Linked DNA regions of Homo sapiens: region 2 is linked to region 1. The links are chromatin loops, found by intact Hi-C in ENCODE. Cell type or tissue: natural killer cell. All regions are shown on one strand. Region 1 overlaps FHIT (fragile histidine triad diadenosine triphosphatase). Region 2 overlaps FHIT (fragile histidine triad diadenosine triphosphatase).

Region 1 (5,000 bases):
TCTTGAAAAGTAGCTGACAGTCCATCCTGCTATTGTTTTGTGAAGTGACATTAAGAATTATTTTAAACATTTACAAGGCCTAGGAGTGTTTGTTAGAGCAAATAATGAATTATACAGGGTCTGCTGAGGTCTGCATTGCAAGCTGGAATGTTCCTTGCTTATCACTAAACTACACACAGATCTGCAGTCGAGATGAATACAGACTCTTTTTTATTAGTTCAGAAGAATGATTAATTCTGTGTTGTATTATCTGATACTGCCTTACTTCATATTAATATATACACAGGCTAATCAGCCTAATCAAAATCAGTGATATTTTGATGATTTGCTTTATTTTGGTGACTTCTATATTCTGAATCCCTAGAATAGATCAGATATAGAAAACTAAATGGGGGCGAGTCTGAGCAACTCCGATCATAATATTCTGCTGTCATCTTTAATTAATCATCTGAATCAGTACATTTCCATTTATCTGTCAGTGCTCCATGTTTAAATATTTCGTATTTGTCATGGAAATCCTCCTAAAAATATTTTTAATCAATTATTATCCTTGATGAGCAAATTTTGAACTTATCAAATTTATTTTGAATAAAAATGTGGCAACATAATGGAAATTTTATGTAGTTGGGAAGATTCTCCCTTTTGCAGCATCCCCCTTTGTTCTGACTCCACCAGTCCTTTGCAGTTGGTTCTGTGTTTCATGAGGCAGTGTGGGAGGCCACAGAAATGGCACATGCATCTCATGTCGCGTGCCCATTCTCACTGGTGTTGACTGCTCAGAGGTTATATTGGCAAGTATTTGGGGACACTTTGGTTAAAGGAGAGAATTCTGTGGTCGATTATTCTGCCATAAGTTTACCATTGGAAAATAGTGGCAGATGTGCAATGTTTTGCCATCTCAGTGTAACAGAAAGAGCTTTGGTTGGGGAAGCTCACCAGTTGAGCTCCAATCCCAACTGTGCTCCTAACTGTGTGACTTTGAACAAGTTAAGTAACCTTTCTCTCCCTATTTTTAAAATCTGACAGTGAAGGTATTGGAGTAGTTGATGTTTAAGATCCATCTCGGCTGGGCACGGCGGCTCATGCCTGTAACCCCAGCACTTTGGGAGGTGAAGGCAGGTGGATCACCTAAGGTCGGGAGTTTACGACCAGCCTGACCAACGTGGAGAAACCCCATCTCTACTAAAAATACAAAATTAGCTGGGCATGGTGGTGCATGCCTGTATTCCCAGCTACTTGGGAGGCTGAGGCAGGAGAATCACTTGAACCCAGGAAGCAGAGGTTGCACTGAGCTGAGATTGTGCCATTGCTCTCCAGCCTGGGCAACGAGAGCGAAACTCCATCTCAGGAAAAAAAAAAAAAAAAAGGAGCATCTCAACTCTAAAATGCCATCCTGTATTTACTCACTAGGACAGCCAAGATACCTTGGGCCCCTGTTAATTTTTAAACATCCCTGGAACTTCCTAGTGTCCATATCCCTTTTGACTGTCATCTTTCCACTCCTCCTTTTAGAAGACAGAATATCTCTACCTTGAATCTGGGTTGGCTTGTGATTTTCTTTGACCGATAGAATGTGGGACAATGTAAGCCTTAAGCAAATTCAGAGATTCTGCATCTATTGGGATGGAAGAGCATGTAGAGTGAAGGGCCTAGTGGATGCAGCTGAGCCCAGACTCCAGCCTACCTTCCATCTGAAAGCAGTTGCATGAGTGAGTCCAGGTGAGACCCTCAGCAAAAACCATCCACAGACTTATGGTAGTAAAACCTATCAATGTTGGTTTGTTGTTGTTGTTGTTGTTTTGAGACAGAGTTTTGCTCTTGTAGCCCAGGCTGGAGTGCAATGGCGTGACCTTGGCTCACTGCAACCTCCACCTCCCGGATTCAAGGGATTCTTCTGTCTCTGCCTCCTGAGTAGCTGGGATTACAGATGCCCGCCACCATGCCCAGCTGTTTTTTTTGTATTTTTAGTAGAGATGGGGTTTCACCACGTTGGCCAGGCTGGTCTTGAACTGCTGACCTCAGGTGATTCGCGCGCTTTGGCCTCCCAAAGTGCTGGGATTACAGGCGTGAGCCACTGCGCCCGGCCGATCAATGTTGTTTTAAGGCTCTATGATTTGGGGTAGTTTATTATGCAGCAGTAGATAAGTGATATAGAAACTGGAAGTCAGTGGCTCTCCTGACTCTAGAAGGTCTGAGATGATCTCTGACAGTTATTGCTGACTATCAGCTGAGGTGCCTTAGTTCTTTCTTCATGTTGCCACTTAACAGGCTAGCTGGGATTTTTTATAGCATGTTGGTCTCAGGCTTCCAAGAGAGCAATAATCAGAGGTTTCAAGGTCACTTAAGGCCTAACCTTGGAAAGTCACACAGCAACACTGCTATAGATTGGATATTTGACCCTCCAAACCTCATGTTGAAATTTGATCCCTGATGTTGGCGGTAGGGTCTAATGGGAAGTGTTTGGGGGCAGATCCTTCATGAATCACTTGATGTCATCTTTGTGGTAACCAGTGAGCTCTCTACTGCTCTATTAGTTCCCAGAAGAGCTGGTTGTTGAAAAGGGTCTGGCACCTCCCTCCTGTCTCTCTTGCCTCCTTTCTCACCATATGATCTCTGCAAACTGTTTTCCCTTCCACTTCTGCCATGAATGGAAGCATCTTGAGGCCTCCACCAAATTCAGAAGCCAGCATCGTGCTTCTTGGACAGCCTTCAGAACTGTGAGCCAGATAAACCTCTTTTCTTTGTAAACGACCCAGCTTCAGGTGTTCTTTTATAACAACACAAACACAAAGTAAGATAGACACTCAAGGGGAGGGGAAATAGACTGCAACTCTTGATGGAAAGTGGGGGAAAGCCAGAGAGCAAAACAGCATGTGTAGGATGGGAGGGATTCTTGTGGTCACATTTGCAAATAGCAAACCACACCAGCTCTAGGCACCTGACTAATGCGAATATGTCTTTCTTTCATTGTGTGTATTCTGAGTTGGCAGTGTGTCAGCAAGAGTTCAGCATAGGGCTTGGCATGTGGTCACACCACTTTAATGCAGCAAAAACACCTAAAGTGTTCATGTTCAAAAAGAGAGATAGTCAGTTCTGGGCTGGTGGTGAGCATGAAGAGGAGGAGACGAAAAGGGAAAACAAAAAGAAAGGATTGCCAAGTTTCTGGTAGTCTCTTGTGATATGAATCATGTGTTGTGAGAAGGTCCATAATTCTCAGTAATTAGACTGTCCAACAAGCAATGGATTCAGTGTGTCTGACAACCTGACCCAGTGATAGAGGCTGCAGTATCTAAACTTTCTCAGGAGTCTGGCCCATGATGGAGCCCAAGTCACCTTGAAGCAACCCAAAGTCAGGATGAGAAGGGGCAAAATGCCAGCTTTGTATCCCTCTTTACTTCCTCCAGTTCAGGCAAGCTGGTACTCTCCCCCCTTTTTGATCTTACGATTCTCTGTTAGGATGAAGGCATACTCACTGCCCAGTGCTGAGGCCTCCTTTCATTGTGGGATTGTAGGTCTCGTCTGCTTTCTTTTTCCAAGGTTAGGTGTTTCTTAAGCGTTCAGCATGTTTGCATCATAGCCTTCTATTTAATGAAAACAGTGGTTCCCTTCTATGAACAGAGTGACTAGGGAATGCAGGGCACAGTTTTAATAAGAGGCTAGGCAAAAATGGAGTCATGAAAGCTCTAACAAGCATGACATCACAGCACTGTCATTAATAACATGAACTTTAGAATCGGACAGACGGGTTGAATTCTAGTTTTAATCTCATTTTGAGTGTGCTGGTGTGGCAAGTTTCTAATTTTCTATAAGAAATTATTGCTTATAATTCATCTTCAACATGGGAATTATAATAGTATTAATAGTTTATGGGTTTGTTGGAAAGATTGAGTAAGTAAGAGTACGTACAAAAGTGAAATGGTGATTTGGGCCAAAGGAGGAACGCTTAACAACTTTCTTTGAAGCTAACCTTAAGTTTCTGGACCATTTTTAAGGACAGATTTTGGTCTAGGTGTGGAGAAATTGTTCTACTTTAAAAGGTGAAATGTAAAATGAGATGGAAAAGTTTATCTAACACCCTGAGGCAGAATTAGATCTGACCTCCCCTGTGCTCCCACAGCTTTCTATACTGATTTCTACCAATAGCATTCATCTCTCTGTGTTGTAATGATCTGTTTACACTGCATGACAGTTGCGGACATTAGAATGTGAACTCTTCAAGGTCAGCTACTCTGTCCTGGTCATCTTAGCATCCTAAGTTCCAGCATAGACCCTGGACTGAGAGGAGACTGCAGTGTTGGGATGGATGAGTGAGTAGGTTGCCAGCCCAATCCACTGGTTAAATCACTCCCCAATTTTTAAAGTCCAGTTTAAATCTCATCTGCTCTAAGAAGTCGCCTTTGGTTTTCATCTACTGTGAGAAATCTCCTTGTCAGCTATACAACCTAAATTATAACTATTGACCTTCGCTTCCTTTAAAAAATATTATTGCTAAAAAAACTCTATACTCTAGATTATAGGGAGAAGTGGTAACCAGTTCCACAAGTTTTCACACATGATATGTACTGGATAAAACATTTATTCAATTCAATATAGTAACTTTAATTCTTTAAAGGTTATCCTACATGTTGGCTAAGAAATCTTGACAGAGGAGATAATCCCAAGCAAACAGGATCCAGAAGTAAATGTGTCTTCATAGCCTATGTATAATATGGAATTTACCCATTAACAAGGCCTAAGAGGCTCCAAATTAAATTATATTGCATCTGTGATATTATTTTAAAACAATTGGCATATAAAAAGTGGCATTAGAATTACAAAAGCTATCTGCTGTTCTTCTAATTAATTTGCTTTCCCTGAGTTGTTTTTCTAGGAGCAACATGCAAACAAGCAAAATTGACAAACAATAAGTTTTTTTATGGTGTTGAAAAAAAACATTTTTGGATGTCATTGATATTACTAAATTTACATTAGATACATAGGTTGTCTGATTTATTCCACCA
Region 2 (5,000 bases), 61 kb after region 1:
GTTTGTGCTTTCATTAGACTGTGAACACTGTGAGGCCAGGGGCTTTATCTGTTTTGCTCACCTCTGCCCCAGTACCAAGTACAGAGATAGTTACATGGTAAATATCTGTTGACACAGTGACTGAGTGGAGAGATGGATATATGCATGGATGAATGACTAGATGGATGAATGAATGAATAACCCGAGTTTCCTGTCATGAGATCTCTTACCTCCTATAGTATTGCCACATGCTTCATGCTTTGAGTTGTGAGCTGGTATCCTAAATCATTAAGAACATAGATTTCAAGTCAGAATATTCTTGCTAAAATCTTCTACATACATTTAACCTCCCTGAACCTCATTTTCCTGTCAAGTAAAGGCAATCATGTCTCATAGGGGTAGTGATGGAAGGGGTTAAATGAAACACTCTCTTCTTAGTATCTTGTCATAGTAACTGTTCATGGTGAGACATCTTTAAAGGGTAGCTCCGACAATGATTGAGAAGCATCAAAGAACTGGAGAGGAAATTTGGTAGTTCTGGTGGTAATGATGATTGTCATCACTCTCCCTATACACACAGAACAGGACATGGGACCATTTTTGTTGCATTGTTGTCTGGCTGTTGTCATTATACGTGCAAGGAGGCCTGCACTCCTGGTACCTCATCTGTCTATCTCTTGCCAGGGGAGAGGACCCTGGAGGTCATTAACAAATGTGGGTCTCCAGCAGTGATCTCTTCTTGTTTATTATAGTTTAGTCTAATTACTTAAGTGACAGTCAGCACCCTGGTACAGCTTTTCAATGCCTATACCAAAGCGACACATGATTGTAATGACAGAGGTTGCTGCTTTGAATCCTGATACTGAAAACTGAGCCTGACCACTTTATATAAGAGGAGAAAGTTGGGATTCTCAGGAGATGCTAACTTATTCATCCCAACTCCAAGAGCAAGAGTGAGGGAAGAGGAGAAAAAAGGAGAGAGTCATAGAAGGTTGGCCCCGGAAGAGACTTTAGTGACATCTGTTTCAGAGTAGAAATTACATAGCGGCCATCTACTCATCATTTTGCAACCCTAGCCAACATCATTATTTCACCAAGGCATTGTTTACTGTCGACCTTGGGCTTCTTAATACAACCCTCTAGGTAGCTGCAGCTAATTGAATGGAGTTGACACTCAGTAAAAACCTATTTGCTGTTCCTGATTTTGTTATCTTCCCTTACATGTGAGATACCTAATTATAGCACTTCATTATATTTTTTCTTCCTCAGGAGAGAATCAGTCTGTAAGATGGAGAGTTTTTTTCAAAAGAGGAATTGCCTACCTTTCTGCCGTAGCCTATGCCATTTGAGTGAGACCTCATTGTGCAATAATCAACTTGGTGATTTTTTTTATACAGTCCTTTTATAGGAATCATGTGTATTAATTCCAAGATCTATTAAAAGAATCAATACACATGCTGTTTCTTATTATGAGCTAATAGTTTGCTGAATTAGATGAAGCTCTATTACTGGGGACTGCCACAGAAAAGATGATGCAACTATCAAGATATGTGCCAATTTTGTCATGATTTTCAACACTGCCTACTTTCCAGTGACAGATACATGTTCCAGCTAGAGAAGGGCTTTAATTTGAAGACAGTTGGTAGATGTGGATAATATGGCTACCTATGCTGAATATCTAATTTGAGATCCTGCTCTTGCATATGGTATGGTCACCTTCAGTGGAAAAATACACATGTAGCTCACATTCCCACACAGTTACACACACATTCAAACGTGTTCAAGGACATGTTGATTAAAACGATGAGGCTGTTATTTTGGAAGTATTAATCTAATATTCTCATTTCTAGTTTTGCTGTCATGTCTGAGAAATATTTGTTTACTGAGTATGGAAATGTCTAGTGTTCCATGTTGTATAGCCAAGAGTCTACCATAAAACAGTCAAGTTCCAACATGTACAAATTAAGTAAACAGAAGTCATAGAGTAGTATGTGCTGGCTCCTAAAGGAAGGTCTCAGATCTTCATAGCTAATCACATTTCACTTCAGTATTACAGGTGAAAAGCACTGTAAGTGCCACTGAGACATATTTTTCTCAGTGACTTGGTCAATGTGCATTGGTTAGATTTGCTCCTGAGATGTTATTACATTCATCATCATTATTTCAGGAATAGGAGTCAACCTTTGTGCATACTTACCTTGTGCTGAGCACTGGGTTGACACATTCATCCATTCACTCATCAGTCTTTACTGACTGCATTAGTTTTTATGGTAGATATAACAAAAATGCTACAGATTAGGTGGTGTAAACAAAAGACATTTATTTTCTCACCGTTCTGGAGGCTGGAAGCCAAAGACCAAGGTGTCAGCAGAGTTGATTTCCCCTGAGGCCCCTCTTGTGAGCATCCAGCTAGCCACCTTCTTGCTCTATCTTCACACAATCTTTTCTCTCGAATGCACACCCCTGGTTTCTCTTTGTGTATCCAAATTCCCTCTCTTCTTATACATACACCAGACAGACTGAATTAGGGCATAATTTTAACTTGATGGTCTCACTTTAACTTACTTTCCTCTTTAAAGCCCCTGCCTCCAATTAAAGTCACATTGAGAGGTACTGGGGATGAGGGCTTCAACATAATAATCACAGGGTCACAGAACTCAGCCTGTAAAGCTCAGTTCCTCAGCTCCTCTGCCAGGTTTCCAGGACTGAAGGAAACACAGACAAAGTCCCTGTTCTGTAGAGTGTAATTTGAGAGGCAGAAATGGACAATAAGTCTCAAAATCAATATTTGATGACCAATTTAGATTAGTACTAGGAAATAAAATGGATTAAAACTGAGGGTTAGAGTAATGGAGAGTGCTTTAAGCAGAAACATTTAAGATGAGAACTAAAGGATGATAGGGATTTTTGACAATAATGTTTACTGAGTGTTTTTCTTCTGCCAGGTAGTAGTTTCAGTGCTTCACACATTTTGTTTTATTGAATATTCACCACTATGTGAGGTGGCTACTGTTCTTATCCCCATTTTACAGATGATTAAAGTAAGGTACATAGTTTTACTAAGGAGATTGTCTTTTTTTTATTTTTGGAGACAGTCTTGTTCTGTCACCAGGCTGGAGTGCAGTGGCGCGATCTTGGCTCACGGTAACCTCTCCCTCCCGGGTTCAAGCAATTCTCCTGGTTCAGCCTCCCAAGTAGCTGGGACTATAGATGCACACCACCAAGCCCAGCTAATGTTTGTATTTTTAGTAGAGATGAGGTTTCACCATGTTGGCCAGGATGGTCTCGATCTCTTGACCTCAAGATCTGCCCGCCTCGGCCTCCCAAAGTGCTGAGATTATAGGCGTGAGCCACCATGCCCGGCCTTTTTTCTTTTTCTTTTTTGGCAAATAGGTCTTGCTTCGTTGCCCAGACTGGTCTCAAACTCCTGGGCTCAGGTGATCCTCCTGGGAGGCTGTGTGCTGGGATTACAGATGTGAGCCACCATGCCTGGCCAGAAGACTGTCTTTAGTCACCCAGCCCCTGTCAGTTTGACTCCAGAGCTGGGGCTTTTAACCACTAGATTAAGGAAGAAGAGTTTGCTGACTAAAGACCTGAGCAACACATGTGAGGGCCCTGGCTCTACAAAAAGCATGATTGTTCCGAGTATGAAAAATAGGCAAGTAGAAATGCAGCCAAATGATAGAAGAAGAGAGCTGTGCCAGAGGATTTTTGTGAGTAGATCCTGGAGAAGTTTGAAGAAGTATTTCAGGTTTCATCCTTTATTCTATGAACAAGAGGAAGCCACTGATGGATGGAACACAGAGTACTGGGATCAGTTTCATTTGTTACACACCATGGCGGTTGCTGGGCAGAGAACTGACTGTGGAGATACAGGAGTGGAGTTAGGAGGTGATTGCCGTCATTCAGATGAGAGACAGTGCTGGTGGTAGAAATAAAGAAAAACGTATACGGTTAACATATATATCACAAATGAAATTTAGGACCTGATGGCAGATGTTGGGAGAGGGGGAGAGGAGGTGCTGTGAATGACTCTTAGATTTCTGGCTTAAGTCATGGTTGAGTATCAATACCATTTAAGCAGGTGAGGAAAAACTAAGTTTGGGAATGGGGCAATGGAGAGTTCAGTTTTTGACATATTGGGTTGAGACTCTTCTATGACTTCCACATGGAGATCTCAAGCAGGTAGTTTGATATTTGAGTCTGACAACCAGCGGAGAAGTGGGAGCTAGGGATATAAAAGTGTGTGCCAGCAACATTTGGATGGTGTGTAAAGCGGAGGGGCTGAATGGGTTCAATGAGAAAAGTGTGTCGCTGGGGAAGATAAGAGGATATAGAATTGAGCTCTTGCAGTTTGCCAACATTTAGAAATTGGATAGAAGAGGACTTGGCAATGGAGACCGAGGAACATCCAGAAAGAAAGAATAGCAGGAAAGAAGGCTATCCCAGGAGCCGGTGCCGGGGTGTTTTGGGGAAGGAGCAGCCCCTTTGTGCCAGATGCCACTGCCCAGAGGTCTAGTGAGATGGGGACAAAAAATGTCCATTGAGTTTGGCAAAGTGAAGGTCACTGATGACCTTGTTAAGAGCTGTTTTTGTACATGATCTCACTGAATCTTTACAACTACGCTGTACGATAGCTACTGTTGTTTTTCCTATATTACAGTTGTGAAGACTGAGACTCAGTAATGGGAACCTAGCCACACAGTTGTAAGTGGATCAGCTCAGCTTTCAAAAGTGAAGCTGGCTTCTCCAGGGTCTGAATGATTCACAGAAAACTAGCAAACAGTACTGCTGATTTTGTTTTAGTTCCTTAAATTGAGATCAGAAGAGTAGGCATTTAAATTCAAAGTGATTACCTTCTGGAACAGTTCTGAGTTCTCATCTCATTTCTGGCCCTAGCATGTAAGCTTGGGTTTTTGGTTTCTTCGTTTTCAAAAGAAACCAGTTGGAATAAACCATCTCCCTGGTCCCTCCTAGCATTCTGAAACCTTCAGTATAAGAAATTTCTAAAAGGAAGCCCT

What was found. Peaks named below come from ENCODE experiments on the same cell type or tissue, not always from the same donor. Only the 100,000 strongest peaks of a DNase experiment are listed, where the experiment ranks them.
Region 2: it touches region 1 in a loop (2.7-fold over the local background); 1 of 110 quality-filtered maps calls a loop at or near these places.

What each region holds. Positions count from the first base shown.
Region 1 is chr3:60,015,782-60,020,781 of GRCh38, reverse strand. All of the region lies in intron 5 of FHIT (fragile histidine triad diadenosine triphosphatase), which reads left to right. Among named protein-coding and RNA genes, the nearest start is that of MIR548BB, 600 kb to the left of the region's middle. In natural killer cell, no CTCF peak of the experiment used is centred here; a DNase peak (open chromatin) is centred at 2,951; H3K27ac peaks cover 1,546 bases.
Region 2 is chr3:59,954,732-59,959,731 of GRCh38, reverse strand. The region is part of intron 7 of FHIT (fragile histidine triad diadenosine triphosphatase); the gene reads left to right. Among named protein-coding and RNA genes, the nearest start is that of MIR548BB, 660 kb to the left of the region's middle. In natural killer cell, no CTCF peak of the experiment used is centred here; no DNase peak of the experiment used is centred here; H3K27ac peaks cover 301 bases.